Regions from separate parts of the Homo sapiens genome. Here region 2 is linked to region 1. Evidence: read pairs that join two places in POLR2A ChIA-PET (ENCODE). Cell type or tissue: OCI-LY7. All regions are shown on one strand. Links, peaks and the distances in the headings refer to the core of each region. The heading gives the core; the rest is flanking DNA. Region 1 overlaps CARMIL2 (capping protein regulator and myosin 1 linker 2). Region 2 holds the start of EDC4 (enhancer of mRNA decapping 4).

Evidence for each region. ChIA-PET counts read pairs that join two places held together with the same protein. Peaks named below come from ENCODE experiments on the same cell type or tissue, not always from the same donor. Only the 100,000 strongest peaks of a DNase experiment are listed, where the experiment ranks them.
Region 2: POLR2A ChIA-PET joins it to region 1 with 14 read pairs; 4 of 35 experiments call an interaction of 5 or more read pairs at or near these places.

The regions. Positions count from the first base shown.
Region 1 is chr16:67,647,268-67,655,267 of GRCh38, forward strand. CARMIL2 (capping protein regulator and myosin 1 linker 2) reads left to right here. Exons shown (of 38, transcript NM_001013838.3): 10 at 32-120; 11 at 241-335; 12 at 413-499; 13 at 579-691; 14 at 785-1,047; 15 at 1,131-1,235; 16 at 1,418-1,487; 17 at 1,626-1,707; 18 at 1,809-1,905; 19 at 1,987-2,044; 20 at 2,180-2,352; 21 at 2,539-2,701; 22 at 2,782-2,883; 23 at 3,920-4,048; 9 more. Among named protein-coding and RNA genes, the nearest start is that of CARMIL2, 6.1 kb to the left of the region's middle. RefSeq lists an enhancer at 6,191-6,723. In OCI-LY7, for the core only: no CTCF peak of the experiment used is centred there; no DNase peak of the experiment used is centred there.
Region 2 is chr16:67,867,506-67,876,346 of GRCh38, forward strand. It overlaps NUTF2 (nuclear transport factor 2), which reads left to right. Exons shown (of 5, transcript NM_005796.3): 3 at 835-906; 4 at 996-1,094; 5 at 3,295-5,062. The coding sequence ends at 3,408. EDC4 (enhancer of mRNA decapping 4) reads left to right here and starts at 5,547. Exons shown (of 29, transcript NM_014329.5): 1 at 5,547-5,838; 2 at 8,440-8,596. The coding sequence starts at 5,757. RefSeq lists a silencer at 5,660-5,869 and an enhancer at 5,763-6,263. In OCI-LY7, for the core only: no CTCF peak of the experiment used is centred there; a DNase peak (open chromatin) is centred at 5,536; H3K4me3 peaks cover 2,319 bases; H3K27ac peaks cover 1,782 bases.

The DNA of each region.
Region 1 (8,000 bases), core at 1-8,000:
AGCCCGTGAGCCGCCGCCCTCTGCTTCTCAGAGCCTTGAGGTCTCAGAACAGATTCTGCACATGATGAGTCAGTCATCACACCTGGAGGAGCTGGTGCTGGAGACCTGCAGCCTGAGGGGGTGAGGGGGACAGGGCAGGGCTTGGAGAGGAGAGTCTGGAGGCTTGGGACTGGGGGCTAGTGGCCTGGGAGGGGTTGGCAAACCAGGGGCAGAATCTCATGCCTGGGGTCTGGTCCCCAGAGACTTTGTCCGACGACTGGCCCAGGCGCTGGCGGGACACTCAAGCTCTGGGCTGCGGGAGCTCAGCCTCGCGGGGAACCTGCTGGATGACCGAGGTATGACTGAGCCTGGGGACCGCAGGGGTGGGCAGCAGGAGGAGGTGAGACCCACGTGGCTGTTCCCACCCCCCAAGGCATGACTGCACTCAGCAGACACCTCGAGCGTTGTCCAGGAGCCCTGAGGAGACTCAGCCTGGCCCAGACAGGGTTGACACCGCGAGGTAGGCTGGATGAGGGAGGGGGTGAGGGGAGGGGGGTGGGGGTCTGTCCAACTGCTGAGTGACCCCGACCCACCACCAGGAATGAGGGCTCTGGGCCGGGCACTGGCCACCAATGCCGCCTTCGACTCCACCCTGACCCACCTGGACCTTTCTGGGAATCCTGGGGCGCTGGGGGCCTCCGAGGACAGTGGGGTGAGTGGCTGTCTTCAGGGTGGGAGCTTGGGGTTGCTCATAAGCCCTGGGTAGGCGATCCCCCACTCCATCGCACCCCTGTCCTCCCTCCAGGGCCTCTATAGCTTCCTGAGCCGTCCTAACGTACTGTCGTTCCTGAATCTCGCAGGCACCGACACTGCCCTGGACACTGTGAGGGGGTGCTCCGTGGGGGGATGGATGACCGGCAGGGCGGACTGGAGGGCGGGACGGGGAGGGCTCGGTCCCCCCGCGGGTGTAGCCAACAGCCTCCCCCCGCAGCTCTTCGCAGCGGTATCCCGAGGCTGCTGCACCAGCCTTACCCACCTCGACGCTTCGAGGAACGTCTTCTCCCGCACGTAAGGGGGACCTGTCGGGGCCGGGGGAGGCTGCTGGAAGCCGCCTCCTTGCGGCCCCAGGCCCACCTTCCCACTTCCCCCAGGAAGTCCCGCGCCGCGCCGGCCGCGCTGCAGCTCTTCCTCAGCCGCGCGCGGACGCTGCGGCACCTGGGCCTGGCGGGCTGCAAGCTGCCGCCCGACGCGCTCAGGTCAGTGTCGGACCCCGGCCACGCCCCCGCGGGCGCTCCCACCCTGCCCTGGCCTTCGCCCCTCCCCGCTCCTGCTTCTGTCGCTCCCACAACCTCCCCCAGATCCTGGCCCTGCCTCCTTCGTTCGCACCCTGGAGCCCCCTGTCCCAGCTCCCGCCACCCCGTGTAACGTCCTCTCCCAGAGCCCTTTTGGATGGCCTCGCGCTCAACACGCACCTCCGCGACCTGCACCTGGACCTCAGCGCTTGCGAGGTGAGCGCCGGCCCCCAGAAGAGACCACACATTGGGAGAGGCGCTGGGAGGCGGAAGGGCAGGGCCGTGGGCCGCCTGCCCCTCCCCACTCGCGGCCTAAGTGGGTCCCACTTCCCACCTCCCACCTCCCACATACAGCTGCGCTCGGCCGGCGCCCAGGTGATACAAGACTTAGTGTGCGACGCAGGCGCTGTGAGCTCCCTGGATCTGGCGGATAACGGTGAGGCTGCAGGAGAGCCCATCCTCGCATCATCCACTCGATTCCCAATCCCCACCCTACCCTTGCAACTTCGCCTCGTGCGTGACCCGAGTCACCCCCAGGCTTCGGCTCAGACATGGTGACTCTGGTGCTGGCCATCGGGAGAAGCCGGTCCCTGAGACATGTGGCGCTTGGAAGGAACTTCAACGTCCGGTGCAAGTGAGCCCCCACCCTACTCCTGGGCCTCCCAGACAACACCCCACCACCCCTGTCCCCCACAACTGCGGCCCCTGCCCACAGGGAGACCCTGGACGACGTCCTGCACCGGATTGTCCAGCTCATGCAGGACGACGATTGTGTGAGTTCACGGGACCTTGCAGGGCCTCGGGCAATTAGACCACTTTGGTCCTCCTTTCTCTTGTTCCCTCAGACCCTGTGACCTGCCCTCACTGACCCCTGACTCCAGCCATCAATGGCTTTCTCTTAACCCCAGCCTCTTCAGTCTCTGTCGGTGGCTGAGTCTCGGCTGAAGCTGGGTGCCAGCGTCCTACTCCGGGCCCTAGCCACCAATCCTAACCTGACCGCGCTGGATATCAGCGGCAACGCCATGGGGGACGCGGGCGCCAAGTTGCTGGCCAAGGCGCTGCGGGTCAACTCGAGGCTCCGGTGGGCGGGGTCAGAGGGGTGGGACCAGCGGGCAGGGGGCGCGGTGGAGAGGAGGGCACCGGGCTAAGGGGAGGGACTGAATGAGGCGGAGCAAATGGAGCAGGCTGACGAGGCGAATGGACTAGGCCGAGGGTTGGGTGGGGCGTTGGGAAGCTCCGTCCCCGACTGAAGCCAGGCCCGGCCCAGGTCTGTGGTCTGGGACCGGAACCACACATCTGCTTTGGGTCTGCTGGACGTGGCGCAGGCGCTGGAGCAGAACCACAGCCTGAAGGCCATGCCTCTGCCACTGAACGACGTGGCCCAGGCGCAGCGCAGCCGCCCGGAACTGACAGCACGTGCAGTCCATCAGGTGGGCGTCCCCCTCTTCCCTTGCCCTTCTCTGCACGGTAACTCCGTCCCTCGGCATTTCTCAATACCCCTTGCCCCTAGATCCAAGCCTGTCTCTTGAGGAACAACCGCGCAGACCCTGCCTCTTCTGACCACACGACCCGCCTTCAGCCACTTGGTCTGGTCTCAGACCCCTCAGAGCAGGTCAATGTCCCCTCCCCAACCACGAGAGGTAGGGCATGAGGAGACCTGTGGCATCCGGGAGCCTCCATGAGTCAGAGGGTCTGACTTTCCTGGGGCCAGGGTGCCTGAGCCCTGCTGTCCCACACAAAGTCCCTCTCCTTGATCTGGAGGCGGCTAAACACCCCTTAAATAGCTCTCCAAATAACACCCTTGGCTGCCTAACGTTAAGCCTGTAAACAGGCTGTCCTGTTAGAGAGGAATTTTTATGTCCTTCCTCAATTTTCCCCCAATTGTAGCCCCATCTCTGTCCTCACATATACGTGACTCCCCTCCCCTCTCCATTGTGTGCCCAAACCCAGCTGCTCCTTCACTGTCTTCATCTCCCTCCACTACCTTATCTGTTGGAGATGTTTCTACCTCTCCATTCCCAAATACCTCTTCTTTCCTAAGCTTCAGAGCCCAAAGGTCTTAATCCAGACATCCTGCTGGGCTTCATGCTCTGCACTTCTCCAAGTGATGTCATCGTCGCTCACAAACCCTGTTGTCTACCCTGGAGCCCAATCCCACTGGTGCCCACAGCCACCCAGTGCTGTGGACAGAGGTTGGGGCACCCTTCCAGGTCTCTCCTGGTCACACTGGAGCCCTCATAGGCCTCCTTCGTCCTGCCTCTAGACCAACCTTCATACATGCCACTCCTTACCCCCACACCAATTATCCCTTGCTCCTCCTGGTCCCTCCTCCAGGGCTACTCACTCCCTTTTCTACCCCTCTCTCAGTCTATCCTCTGTGTGGACAGACTGAGCTTCTAAAACACAGACATGATTTACAACTCCTTTCCTTCCTATTCTGGGCACTTAGGAAGTGTATATAAAGTCCTTAAAATGAACCAAAGCAACAGATAGTTCCTTCCCTCCTTGAACAGATAGGGTTCCAAAGTGGCTGGTCTAAGGGTGTCAGCTTCAGGACCTCCCTCTGTTAAAGAGCCTGGGAGGAAGGCAGGCAGGATCTGGGAGACTGGGAGGGGGCTAGGCTGAGACTGATCCCCATTTCGCCCCAGGAAGTGAATGAATTGTGTCAGTCGGTGCAGGAGCATGTGGAGCTGCTGGGCTGTGGGGCTGGGCCCCAGGGTGAAGCCGCTGTGCGCCAGGCCGAGGATGCCATCCAAAATGCCAACTTCTCTCTCAGCGTGAGCACTCCCCCTCCTGCTACAAGGACCCTTCCCCTCTTAGTCAGGTGTCAGCTCGCAACTGCTTTTCCTCTTTGGCCCTCAGATTCTCCCCATTCTATATGAAGCTGGAAGCTCCCCAAGCCATCACTGGCAGCTTGGGCAGAAGCTGGAGGGCCTTCTGAGACAGGTGGGCGAGGTCTGCCGCCAGGACATCCAGGTGAGAGGGTACTCCTGCCCCAACCCCACCTCCGTTTGCAGGTTTGACTCCCATCCTTTAGTTTTAACTGTGATATCCCCTGACTCAATATTCTGTTGGAGTTGGAGCCTCAAGCCAGCAGCCTGGTGTCTGGCCACATCCTCACCATGCTCTGACTGACCTTTGTCTAGGACTTCACTCAGGCCACACTGGACACAGCAAGGAGCCTCTGCCCACAGATGCTGCAGGGATCCAGCTGGAGGGAGCAGCTAGAGGGGGTCCTGGCAGGCTCGAGGGGCCTCCCGGAGCTGCTCCCAGAGCAGCTGCTGCAAGATGCCTTCACTAGGCTCAGGTAGGCTGGATGGGGCTGGGCTGGGCAAGGCTGAGCAAAGCCAGCCCATTAACCCCTGTCCTCTCCTGCCCTTAGGGACATGCGGCTATCAATCACGGGGACCTTGGCAGAGAGCATTGTGGCTCAGGCTTTGGCAGGCCTGAGTGCAGCCCGGGATCAGCTGGTGAGGGGGAGATGTGCACACACTTTCGTGCAAACACACACATGCAGTGACTTGGCCATCTCCCTTGCAGGGGCTCTGTAATGTCTTCTGGGGTCATGTAGCCCAGGGCTATTTCAGGGTCCCCTTAGTTAGCATCAATGGGATCATGGCTGAGGCCCTACCTGCCATCTTTGGCTGCTTGGTATTGCAGGTGGAGAGTCTGGCTCAGCAGGCAACAGTGACAATGCCCCCTGCCCTACCAGCACCGGATGGAGGTGAGCCCAGCCTCCTTGAGCCTGGGGAATTGGAAGGTCTTTTCTTCCCCGAGGAGAAGGAAGAGGAGAAGGAGAAGGTAAGTGGTTTTAGAACACGGGGCATGGCACTCCCAGTCTTCCCATCTTGCTGTGGAGTGTGGAAGGTGAAAGGCAGCTCTTTTGGGTTGGTGCTCTCCTACCCCAGGCTGAGTTTGTGCCCTCCCCACCAGGATGACAGTCCTCCACAGAAATGGCCTGAGCTCAGCCACGGTCTTCACCTGGTCCCCTTCATTCACAGTAAGTCAGGGCCTTGGGGGAGGGAGTTTACGTGGGTGGGCTGAAGCTCCATTAGACTTGGGGACCCGGGGACCTGGATGAACTCATTCAGCCTTGTCTGGGTACCCACCAGCCCTTGACTGGGCCAGGTCGGGCCCCTTGTGCAACCTGCAAAGCTGGGGTCTGCTGTGGTCAGCCCGGGGCGGGACCTGGGCGGATCTGGGACAGGACACCGGCTCAGCTCGCCTCCCCGCGCCCCTTTCCCTACCCCAGGGACGCGCATGCTGGGCGGCGGCGCGGAGCCGCGCGCGCTCGGGGCCGCGCTCAGCACCACGGACAGCGGCGGCGGCGGGGGAGGGGCGGAGGGGCAGAGGGGCGGGGGGACGGGCGGCGTAGCCGGGCCCCTCCCCGCGCCCTGGGCGGGTCCCCCGCCGCCCTAGCGCCTCCGCCGCCACCTCCCCGGGCTCGGCGCTCGGTGCTCTTCTGGTGCTGTCCCCTCAGGTGCTGCTGAGGAAGCGGAGCCGGAGCCCGAGCTGGCGGCTCCGGGAGAAGATGCAGAGCCGCAGGCGGGGCCGTCCGCGCGCGGCTCTCCGAGCCCTGCCGCCCCTGGGCCCCCGGCCGGCCCGCTGCCCCGCATGGACCTGCCACTGGCGGGGCAGCCCCTGCGCCATCCGACCCGGGCCCGGCCGCGGCCGCGCCGCCAGCACCACCACCGCCCGCCGCCGGGGGGCCCCCAGGTGAGCACCCTTCCCCCACTCCGGAGCGCGTGGAATTGGGGATCACGGGTGGCCCGGCCGCTCCTCATGGGTGGTAGCGGTCAAGGAGAGGGGGTGGTGGGGGCCCAAGGCCACCTGGTCGTGCGGCCGCGGTCACATCCTGGCTTCTTCCTGACCACCCCCCACCCCAGGCCATGCCTGTGCGGGACCATGGGTGTGCGGGTTCCGTTCGGGGTGTGCCTGGGTGTGGGACTCCGTCTCGGGGCGGCCCGCGGCCTCCGTGGCTGCGCGAGAGAGGGTGTCCGTCCTCCCTCCCTCCCCCGGGGCTGCTGAGAGATGCCGGGCAGCCGGGTAGCCGAGCCGCGGGGCCAAGCCTGCGTCTGCTGCGCGTCCGGCGGCGGCGCGTGTGGGGAGATGCGTGTGTGGGCTGCAAGCCCGCGGGGGCAGCGGGCACTGGCGGAGGGCGGGGAGGAGCCGGCTTGAGGCCCCCCAGAGGGTCTGACGCAGCAGCCGGCGCCACTGAGCCGGCAGCAGGCCGGGTGGAGTGGGGGTGGGGTGGGGGACACTGCAGGGAACTGTTCGGAGCAGAGCTGGTGGCAAGTGGGAACGGGTGACCCCGGGGGCACGTGAGGGCTAGGTTTGCTGGTGACCGGGTGGCTCGGGCGTGTAGGATACTCTGTGGGACAAGGACGGGTGTGGACTGGGTGTGCGGGAGCCAGCAGCGAGTGAGGAGTGCGTGAAATCTGGAGTCTCTGTCCAGCAGCAGGACAGTAGGAGGCTGGTATCAGCAGCCCCTAGGGTCACCCCAGTCTGGAATCCTGGAGTTATTCAGTCCAGGCTGCCGGCCGGGGGGGGGGGGGGGTAGAAGCCAGAGTTGCACTCAACCCTGACCCCTGACCCCATGATGCCCCCCAGGTACCCCCAGCCTTGCCGCAGGAAGGGAATGGGCTCAGTGCCCGCGTGGACGAGGGCGTGGAGGAATTCTTCTCCAAAAGGCTGATCCAGCAGGATCGCCTGTGAGTGAGGGGCATCTGCTGGGGGTGGGAGAGGGTGGGATGCCTGATGGGCTTTCTCGCTCACTGCTGGGTGTCCCCACAGCTGGGCCCCCGAGGAGGACCCGGCCACTGAGGGGGGCGCCACTCCTGTCCCCCGTACACTGCGAAAGAAGCTGGGCACCCTCTTTGCCTTCAAGAAGCCTCGTTCAACGCGGGGTCCACGGACTGATCTAGAGACCAGCCCTGGGGCAGCTCCCCGAACCCGAAAAACTACATTTGGCGACCTACTGCGGCCGCCAACCCGTCCCAGCCGTGGTGAGGAGCTTGGTGGGGCTGAGGGGGACACCAGCAGCCCTGACCCTGCCGGCAGGAGCCGACCTCGCTACACAAGAGATAGCAAGGCCTACTCGATGATACTGCTGCCTGCCGAGGAGGAGGCAACGCTGGGTGCCAGACCCGACAAGGTGAGGCTTGCTGATGGGGGGTGGTGAAGGCGCTTCTGGGACCCAGGGCGCGGACTGTCTCCAACTCGAGCATCTCTGTCCCTAGCGGCGGCCCCTGGAGCGGGGAGAAACAGAACTGGCTCCATCCTTTGAACAGCGGGTACAAGTAATGCTGCAGAGGATAGGCGTCAGCCGAGGCAGCGGGGGTGCCGAAGGCAAGAGGAAGCAAGTGAGTTGAGGGGACCTGAGCATGAAGTGAGAGGGCAGATGGCATGCTGTGGGTGACATAAGTGACCAAGATGGAGGAGACTCATGACAGATAGGTCTAATTGTCAGTTCTACTCCATTCTCCTCGAAATGGTTACAGATTCGACCTTTCTTCCCTCTTGGCTTTGACCCAGGCACAGGCCACCAGCATCTCCTCTTTGGACCTGAGAAAGTCTTTTCTCTGCAGGTCTAATAGAAATCTGAGGCCTGGGCCAGGCGCCATGGCTCACGCCTGTAATCCCGACACTTTGGGAGGCTGAGGCAGGTGGATTACCTGAGGTCAGGAGTTAAGAGACCAACCTGGCCAACATGGTGAAACCCTGTCTCTA
Region 2 (8,841 bases), core at 465-8,464, 220 kb after region 1:
GGTTACATTTGAGATTTTGCTTCTTGGTGGTAGGGAGGGTCCCAGACTAGGCCTTGGAAGGCCCTGTCAGCCTCTATCTCTCCCTGACCCCATGGGTATCCAGAAGGCTAGCTAGAAAGTCCACAGTGGAACTTAGCCTCGGCCCTGGAGGGTGATGAATGTGGAATTTTTCCAAGTTATTTCTGATGACTTTTTTTTTGAGATGGAGTCTTGCTCTGTCACCCAGGCTGGAGTGCAGTGGTGCGATTTCGGCTCGCTACAAACCGCCGCCTCCTGGGTTCAAGCAATTCTCCTGCCTCAGCCTCCTAAGTAGCTGGGATTACAGGCGTGCGCCACCATGCCTGGATAATTTTTGCATTTTTAGTAGAGTTGGGGTTTCACCATGTTGGTCAGGCTGGTCTCGATGTCCTGACCTCGTGATCTTCCCGCCTTGGCTTCCCAAAGTTCTGGGATTACAGGCGTGAGCCACCGTGCCTGGCCACATTTCTGATGACCTTTTGGGACTGACACTGACTGACCACACAGCAGGATGGCTGAGCTCAGGCCAATATAGCCCTCCTGGGCCTATGCATATCAGAGACCATATGACTTCTTAAATACAAATGGGAAGTATATTTTATTAAATAGTCTTTCAAAGCCTGGGCCCAGGGTCAATGGGGTAGAAGATGTTGATAGTGTAATGTTTGGGGGCTATACTCAGTCTCCTTCTTTAGACAGGGAAACTGAAGTGTGGCCACACTTCTCCAAGCAAGGCCCTTTTCAGAGTCTTTCCAGGGCCTTAGAGATACTTGTACTCTGAGGCCCCAACCCTGGGGTTTCCTGTGCCTTTTTCAGATTGACGCGTCATGCCTTACGTGGGAAGGACAACAGTTCCAGGGGAAAGCTGCCATTGTGGAGAAGTTGTCTGTAAGTAGGGAAGAAAGCCAGGGTGCAGGTGGCTCCTTTCCCACCCCTTCTGGCCTTGGTTCTCCCACCTCCCACTCTCTCTCTTGTAGAGCCTTCCGTTCCAGAAAATTCAGCACAGCATCACCGCGCAGGACCATCAGCCCACTCCAGATAGCTGCATCATCAGCATGGTTGTGGGCCAGCTTAAGGTAATGGTACTGCCACAGTGGTAGGGAGGGGTGGGCAGGCAGAGGAGAGTCTTGTACCCCTGCTTTCCCTGTGGATGTGACCTGCTTATCTAGGGACACCCAGACAAAGTGACTGTCTAGAGCTGCGTAGTTCAGTATGCTAGCCATTAGCCACATGTAGGTGGCAATTTTTAAGTTATATTAATTAAGATTAAATAAAATGTACTTCTTCGGTTGTACTAGCCATATAGAACATTTTTGTGACTGTAGAAAGTCCTATTGGCAGACACTGGTCTAGAGCCTTTATCTGGAAAAGGGAGAAGTATAGGAGTAGGATGGGACTGGGGTGCCAAGCCACTAGGCTCCCACTCTGCCCTAAGGTCAAGGTGGACAGGCTAGCTGGGTGCGGAGAGGCAGTCCACTCCTGCAGCCCTTGCTACCACTCCTCAGGCTGGCTGCTGGCTCCTTGCCTGCTGAGCAAAGCAGATTCCTGGAACTCCTATTTCTTTTTTTTTTTTTTTTTGAGACGGAGTCTCACTCTTGTTGCTTAGGCTGGAATGCAGTGGCACAATCTCAGCTCACTACACTTCTGCCTTCCGAGTTCAAGCAATTCTCCAGCCTCAGCTTCCCAAGTAGCTGGGATTACAGCTGCCCGCCACCACACCCAGATAATTTTTTGTATTTTTAGTAGAGACAGGGTTTCACTATGTTGGCCAGGCTGGTCTTGAACTCCTGACCTCAGGTGATCCACCTGCCTCGGCCTCCCAAAGTGCTGGGATTATAGGCGTGAGCCACCTATTTCTCTTTGCATTTTCCTTCCTCCTTCTCAAGACCTATTATTCTCAGAGACTTCCTGTGGTCCCTCAGACCCCCCAAGAACTCTCCAAGGACCTGTTGTGCTTCAGCATATTAAAGTCAGATTCTGGGCTGGGCGCGGTGGCTCACGCCTGTAATCCCAGCACTTTGGGAGGCCGAGGCAGGCAGATTACCTGAGGTCAGGAGTTTGAGACCAGCCTGACCAACATGGAGAAACCCTGTCTCTACTAAAAATACAAAATTAGCCAGGCATGGTGGCACATGCCTGTAATCCCATCTACACGGGAGGCTGCGGCAGGAGAATCGCTTGAACCTGGGAGGCAGAGGTTGCGGTGAGCTGAGATTGCACCATTGCACTCTAGCCTGGGCAACAAGAGTGAAACTCTGTCTCTAAATAAATAAATAAAGCCAGATTCTGTTTACAAAAACACCCTTCTTCCCAAAAATAGCAGGACAAATTGGCTGCCCCTCGGCCTGGGCTTGTGTCTTACAATAACATGGTCACATGCTCTCTTTCTCTAGGCTAGCCGGGACAGGGCTTCCTGAGTCCAGAGTGGGTGTGTAGGTGGTCCTGTGGGCCTCTGCAGTGGACGCAGAGGCACCTGCTTTCTGGCCTGGACTTTCCTGTCAGTTTCTCCTGCCTGTTCAGGATGTCCTGCTCAGTGCCTGTGCCTGAAGAGGCACAGAATTCAGGAGGTCTCTGTAGGGAGCTCATTGTTCACTTTCTCAGGCAAAGGTAGTAAACACTGCTGCTTCCCACCGGCTTCAGGTTCTTCCTGGTGATTCTGTCCAATTTGGAGCTCCCAAACAACTGATTTGCCTCCTTGATGACGATAATTCCCAGAAAGCAGGTGATGTTAGAGACAGTGCTGGTTAGCTAGGCTCCTATTTCAACTAGGTCTCATCCTAGTTTTCTGCAGTTTGGCTGCAGGTTTCTTGCCCTTTTTTTTCATCTCAAATACTGTTTATTACATGACAGGAAACATCATTGGATAGTGAACCTATGTTTTCAAGATTGTTTGCAGTTTTTTTGATACTCTATAAGTTACTTGGTAAATACTATGGGATTCGTTTCAAAATTGTGATCACTTGTGTCTGGAGATATGTGCTTGGAGGCAGGTACATCCTCTGCTCTTTTGCTGTAGCTAAGGGTGAATTATTGTGCAGTTTAAGCACACATAGCACACATAGGCGTGGCTGATTGTTGGCCTACATGTGCCCAGGGCATTGTTTCATACATTACATCAATTCACATTCACAAGTACCCCTTGGCTACACTGGGATTTGAGTTCAGGACAGTAGGGCCTGATCCTAAAGTCAACATTTTTTTGCCCTCTTCTCCTACCACTGAATTCCCTTCCTGTTTCTTGATCCCCTTACTGAATCCTCTTTTCTCTCCTCATAGGCGGATGAAGACCCCATCATGGGGTTCCACCAGATGTTCCTATTAAAGAACATCAACGATGCTTGGGTTTGCACCAATGACATGTTCAGGCTCGCCCTGCACAACTTTGGCTGACCTCCTCTCAGCTAGGCACTCACGCTGTTTCCTCCTCCCTCCTCTTCCCAATACTATTCCCACTCCTCCAGATGCTCCAAATATCATGCACAAATGAGCAGGGCCGCGGTGGGAGTGGGCGCAGTGCGCTGCTGCCACTGAGGTGTTGTGCATGATGTTTGGATGCTAGACTAGTTGCATCTGACGGGAGAAGTTTGTGTTGTACCAGCGCATGCCTTGGAAAGACTTAAGTAATGCAAAAGGTTGTCCTTTTTTTTTTTTTTTTTTTTTTAATCTACTGACAAGTTGCTCTAGTAACCCAAAGAAGTGAAGGAGAAAGCAGCTGCCTCACCGCCCAGACATTGATTTGTTCAGATGTTTCAATGCCTCATGATACAATAAAACCACAAAAATTTTCTTAACAGTTTAAATTGTTTTAATTAGTTTACTAGTTGGCTGGGCATCAGAAGCTACCCAGACCCGTTGTCTCTCTCATGTTTCACCCTCCCACTTCTGCCCCAACTCTGAATACCTGTTGCAGGGAGAAACTGCTGAAGCAGCACTCCCAGCTAGCCTCTCAGAAGCCGTGTAGGGCAGTTCTCTCCCACTCCACAGGGCGACTGGTCTTTGGAAAGCAGGCAGGAAGAGCTCAGGTCTGGCCTGAAGCTTCTCTCACTGAAGCCTGTGCAGTCAGTTCTGATACCTCCTGTGACTTCTGCTCTGGGTAGGTTCAGGGCCCTAGTAGCAGGAGAGATGATCCTGAATCCTGTTGAAGCTGGAGAGGCCTTGGCAAAATGGCTCATCACGTTCAGGCCCTCCGGGCTGAGTTGTCAGCAGTATCAAGGGAGGGGCCTGCTCTATCCCCAGAAGGATCAGGATCATATCCAGGATGCCCCACATACACCAAGCCAGGCAGAGGGCAGCTCAGCTCCTGTCCCATCTGCTTTGGATATCTTTACCCAAAGGCAGGTAACCCGAAGAGCCAGCCTCCACTGCCCACAGAGCCAGGCCCAGTTGTGTTGGAGTATAGGTCAGGAGCTGTGGAAGGAGGCAGTCTGTGAGGGACTCATGCTTTAGGAGTCCTCACCCCTCAGACTGCTGCAGGACATTGCCAGGCCTCTCTCCACTTCCTTCCTCAGCATACAGACTTCATGCTATCTTCCAATTCCGGGGAGTCTTAGCTATTAGGGCAGTTTCTGCTTCTCCATTTTGGGGACAAAGGCCTTGCCCAGTACAAATCTAGCCCCTTGTCCCACAGACTTCTGGATGGTATAAACCTAGTGGCAATGTAGCAACCATAGGCTAGAACCAAACCCAAGATTTGGGTCAGTGCCCTGTTAAGGGTTTTAGGATTGGTAAGGACACCACAGCTAAATCTGACATGTAAAAGGATACCCTTCCCCTGTCCCACTACGGGTGGAGGCTAAGGACCTCCTCAGATCCCACAGATTGCCTGGTGACATTGGGCACAGGGCTGGATGGTGTGCTGTTTGAGAGGACAGCATGCTCAGGAGATTTCAGTGGGAATGATCTCTAGGCTGATGTGTATTTGGGGAAGTGGGGGTGGGGAAGAGGTAGGTGCCTGCTGCCTCAAACCACCTTGTGTAAAATCTGCAATACGGCTTCTTCCATGTACCTGTGCCTGAACTGTCTGCAATAAAGAAGAATTTGTAAACTGTGGTTTCTTTCTTCCAACCTGAGGGTGCCAGGTGGGACAAGGGGATGCTGGGGGACAGTAGGGAACAATGACTGGTCATTGTAGTGGGATCATCTCCCCTGCTCTTGCAATTCCTGAGTTTTATGACCTCGAGGGTAGCCTCAGGCCTTGAGTTATTCCGACCCATTCCCAAAGGGAACCTGAGGCACCTGCCAATTCAGCATATTCTGGGGGTCTGAGGGACCTTAGCATGGGCGGCTAAGTTGACCCCGTCCCAGGACCATCGGAGTCCATGCTCTGGGAGTGGGCAGGGACCTGGCGCCTTCTGAGTCGAGTAGGGCTTTAGGTGGCCCAGTGCGTGGACGCTTACTTCAGCCCCGTGGGACTTTCCTGACCTCGCGGACACAGGGGCGGGGCCGCCGAGGGGGACTGGCTGCGGGAGGGGTTTAGGCTTCCGCCCCCAGCCCGGAACCTTTCTTCTCCGGCCCTGGCAGGTTCCGGGAGCCTCGGCTCGTGGGTGCCGGAAGTGGAGGCGGTTGGTGGGGTTGGCGGGGCTCAGCGACGCTGCGCGGGTGGCGGTTTGCGAACTGCGGGTGGACTGTGTAGTGACCGGCGTCCCGCTGTCTCGCCCCGTGGCGGGTGAGCGAGGGTGCGTGGTGCGCGGCGGCGGCGGAACGAACGCGGTGCGGGCGGGGCGCCCGCCGCAGGGCCCATGGCCTCCTGCGCGAGCATCGACATCGAGGACGCCACGCAGCACCTGCGGGACATCCTCAAGCTGGACCGGCCCGCGGGCGGTGAGCGGGGGTTGCGGGGGTGGGCCCCAGGCGAGCTGACAAAAGGGCGGCGCGCGTCTGAACCGCCATTGGGGCCCACAGCTCCCTTAGGACTAGCTCTGGATCCTCCCGGCGGGTAAGGGTGGACGGGGATTGACTGTGCCCCTCGAAGGGCGCAGACCCCTGGGTGTGACCCCTCCCTATCTTGTCCTCAGGCTGTTCTGCCTTGTCCTTCAGCGTCTCGGTTGAAGGTGAGGCGCCTTCTCTGAATCCGCTGGGGCCCTCTGGTTTCCTGGCCCCGAGGTCTCTAGTGTTCCTGGGACTGGCCTAGCTCCTCTTCCCTTTCTCCATGGTTCAGAGGCCTGGTCTGGGCTCCGTATATGGAATTCTGGGCCCAGGCTTAAGCGCGATGCTGAAGAGCTGCCGGTCCCCCTCCATAACTTGCCCTTCTCTCTGGAATAAAGACTCCAGGCCTCCCGTTCTGAAACTGATTTCCAGGAGGAAGGTGTCCAGTCTCAATTCCGTGTTCTTTCTGGGATGAAGGCAAATCACAGACCGCACCACCCTGACTGAATTATGCTACAAATATCTGCAAGCCCTAATTGGTTCCCATTCATTCATATTTCGCTTTGGCTCTTAATGATACCTCAGAACTAGTCTTGCCCCCAAAGATTCCCCAAGACACAGCTAACAGGGTTGTAATATACTGTTGTCATTGAAAGAAAGGAGTGTCTCGATACTGTGATGGGCGTGGGAAGGGTGGAGGCTGGTGAGTGCAGAGTGCAGGTCTGAGAGGGGAGACTGGGCTAGGTCTTGTAATGTGAACAGGGGCTTGGGTGTCAGGAAAGGCACCCAAGGCACCTATGGAGAAGCCACCTATTAGGAAGAGGAAATAGCACGTGTGCAGGCACTAGTTTACTGACAGGTTTAGGGATCTCTGAAGTGGCCGGTGATGATGGTGTGGGCGTACAGTGGAGAATTGTGTTTCCTCAGATCTTGTTCTTACACCTGCTGGGAGGCCCAGACTGGCTGCTTCTGGAAGCAGGCACTGGTGCTCACTAGGGGTGGATTCAACTAACCCCTACTTTCAGAAAATCCATCTGCTGCCTGAGACCACTCGGCCCTTTGTCCCAGGCCTGGAGTGTGTGCCCTCTTTACTCATGAGTTGGGCGTGGACCTCTCCTGCTGCTCAGCTGCTTTGTAGACTAGACTCCGCAGAGATTTGGTAGAGCCTGGCATGGCCAACCATGTACAGCCTGAGCCTGCTTTTTGGTTGTCCTCATGGTACCCTTCATGGAAGGGAGAGTTGTCAGCTTGTCCCTGAGCAGCTAAAGTGGCTCTGATCTGAATGAAGTGGCCTGGAGGCTTTCCTTATAACTACTTTGTTTATTGATTGGCACTTGATTCCCTTGTTTGCCAAGCAGCTCTTTCTTGTCTCCTCTCACTGGACGACCAGGTCAGAACTCAGACTATTGAGGACTGGGCGCGGTGGCTCACACCTGTAATCCCAGCACTTTGGGAGGCCGAGGTGGGTGGATTGCTTGAGGCCAGGAGTTCGAGACCAGCCTGGCCAACATGGTTTCTTAACATGGTGAAACCTTATCTCTACTAAAAATATAAAAATTAGGTGAGCTGTAATCCCAGCTACTTGGGAGGCTGATGCAGGAGAATCCCTTGAACCCAGGGGGTAGAGGTTGCCATGAGCCGAGATCGCGCCAAAATAATTCAAAGACTGTTGTGACTGGAAACTTGCTATGTTCTGAATGTGGAGCCCTAGGCTCCTTGCCACCTGGGGATTTTGGAAATGGTGTCTGAGCCTATGAGAGTGTTTGAAACCCAGCCAGTTGCAAAGAACTGAAATGCTGTCTTTCCTTACTCCACACGCTGCCCCATAGTTTCTCTCCTTTTGGTCCAGCTCCTTTATGTCCCTGCCTTCTGTGTTTACTTGCCCAAGATAGCTTCTTCTGAGCCATTTCTGTGTGGGGCAGCCCCTTCCACATCTTACCAGTGCCCTTCCATGCCTTAGGAGCCCATCTTCTCTCCAAACTCTGACACTACATTGGTCTAGGCCTTGATCTCTCTCACCCAGATTCTCAACCATTCTGCATGCTATCTTAGAGTAATCTTCCCACTGGCCAGAACTGACCACATCACCTTCCCTTTTGAAACTCTTTATGGTTCTCATGGCCCACAGGGAGAGTCTAAGTGCCACGGCATCATACCTGATGCCTCTGTAGCTTTGTTTTCACTCCATCCTTCCTGTGTTTGTGTGTTCTGGTCACACTAACTGCTGTATAAAGTCTTTCCTGACCCCTCCTATGCCCTCACTCAGTCCACAGAGTTCTTCTGTAGTGACCCAGACCTGAGTATTCACTGCCCTCAAAGGGTCCTTGATGGCTTGTACCCCTCCCCCAGGTAGAAGAGCCTCATGCTCATCCTTGGTCCTGCCTACATCAGTGTTTATGGAACGAGAGATGAACACAGGGCCCTCCTCCTCATGGACATGCTTTGCTCAGTTGAGTGTTCCTAGAGCACCTCATAGTTCTTGAAGGAAACTCTGAAAGGGGAGAGGCTTGTGGGCAGGTCGAGCAACCTTATCAGAATGACCCTCTTTGTCCCCAGGCCCCAGTGCAGAGAGCCCACGGCCATCCAGTGCCTACAATGGGGACCTCAATGGACTTCTGGTCCCAGACCCGCTCTGCTCAGGTGATAGTACCTCAGCAAACAAGACTGGTCTTCGGACCATGCCACCCATTAACCTGCAAGAGAAGCAGGTCATGTGAGTACCTAGGAGACGACAATAGTGGTGATGGTGTATTTGGGGTGTCTGCTAGCTGAAGGCATGAGATGGGGAGTGAGCGGGGCCAGCAGCCTCTGCTGCTTCCTCTCTAGATGACCTGGGGTGGAGCTTGAGCTTGCACTAGGATGAGAGGCAAGGACAAGCTCAGGGGTTTGGCCTGGATACCTGGTTTAGAATGAAAGTAGGCTCATTCCCAAGGAAGGAGATGAGCAAGCAGAGCTGTG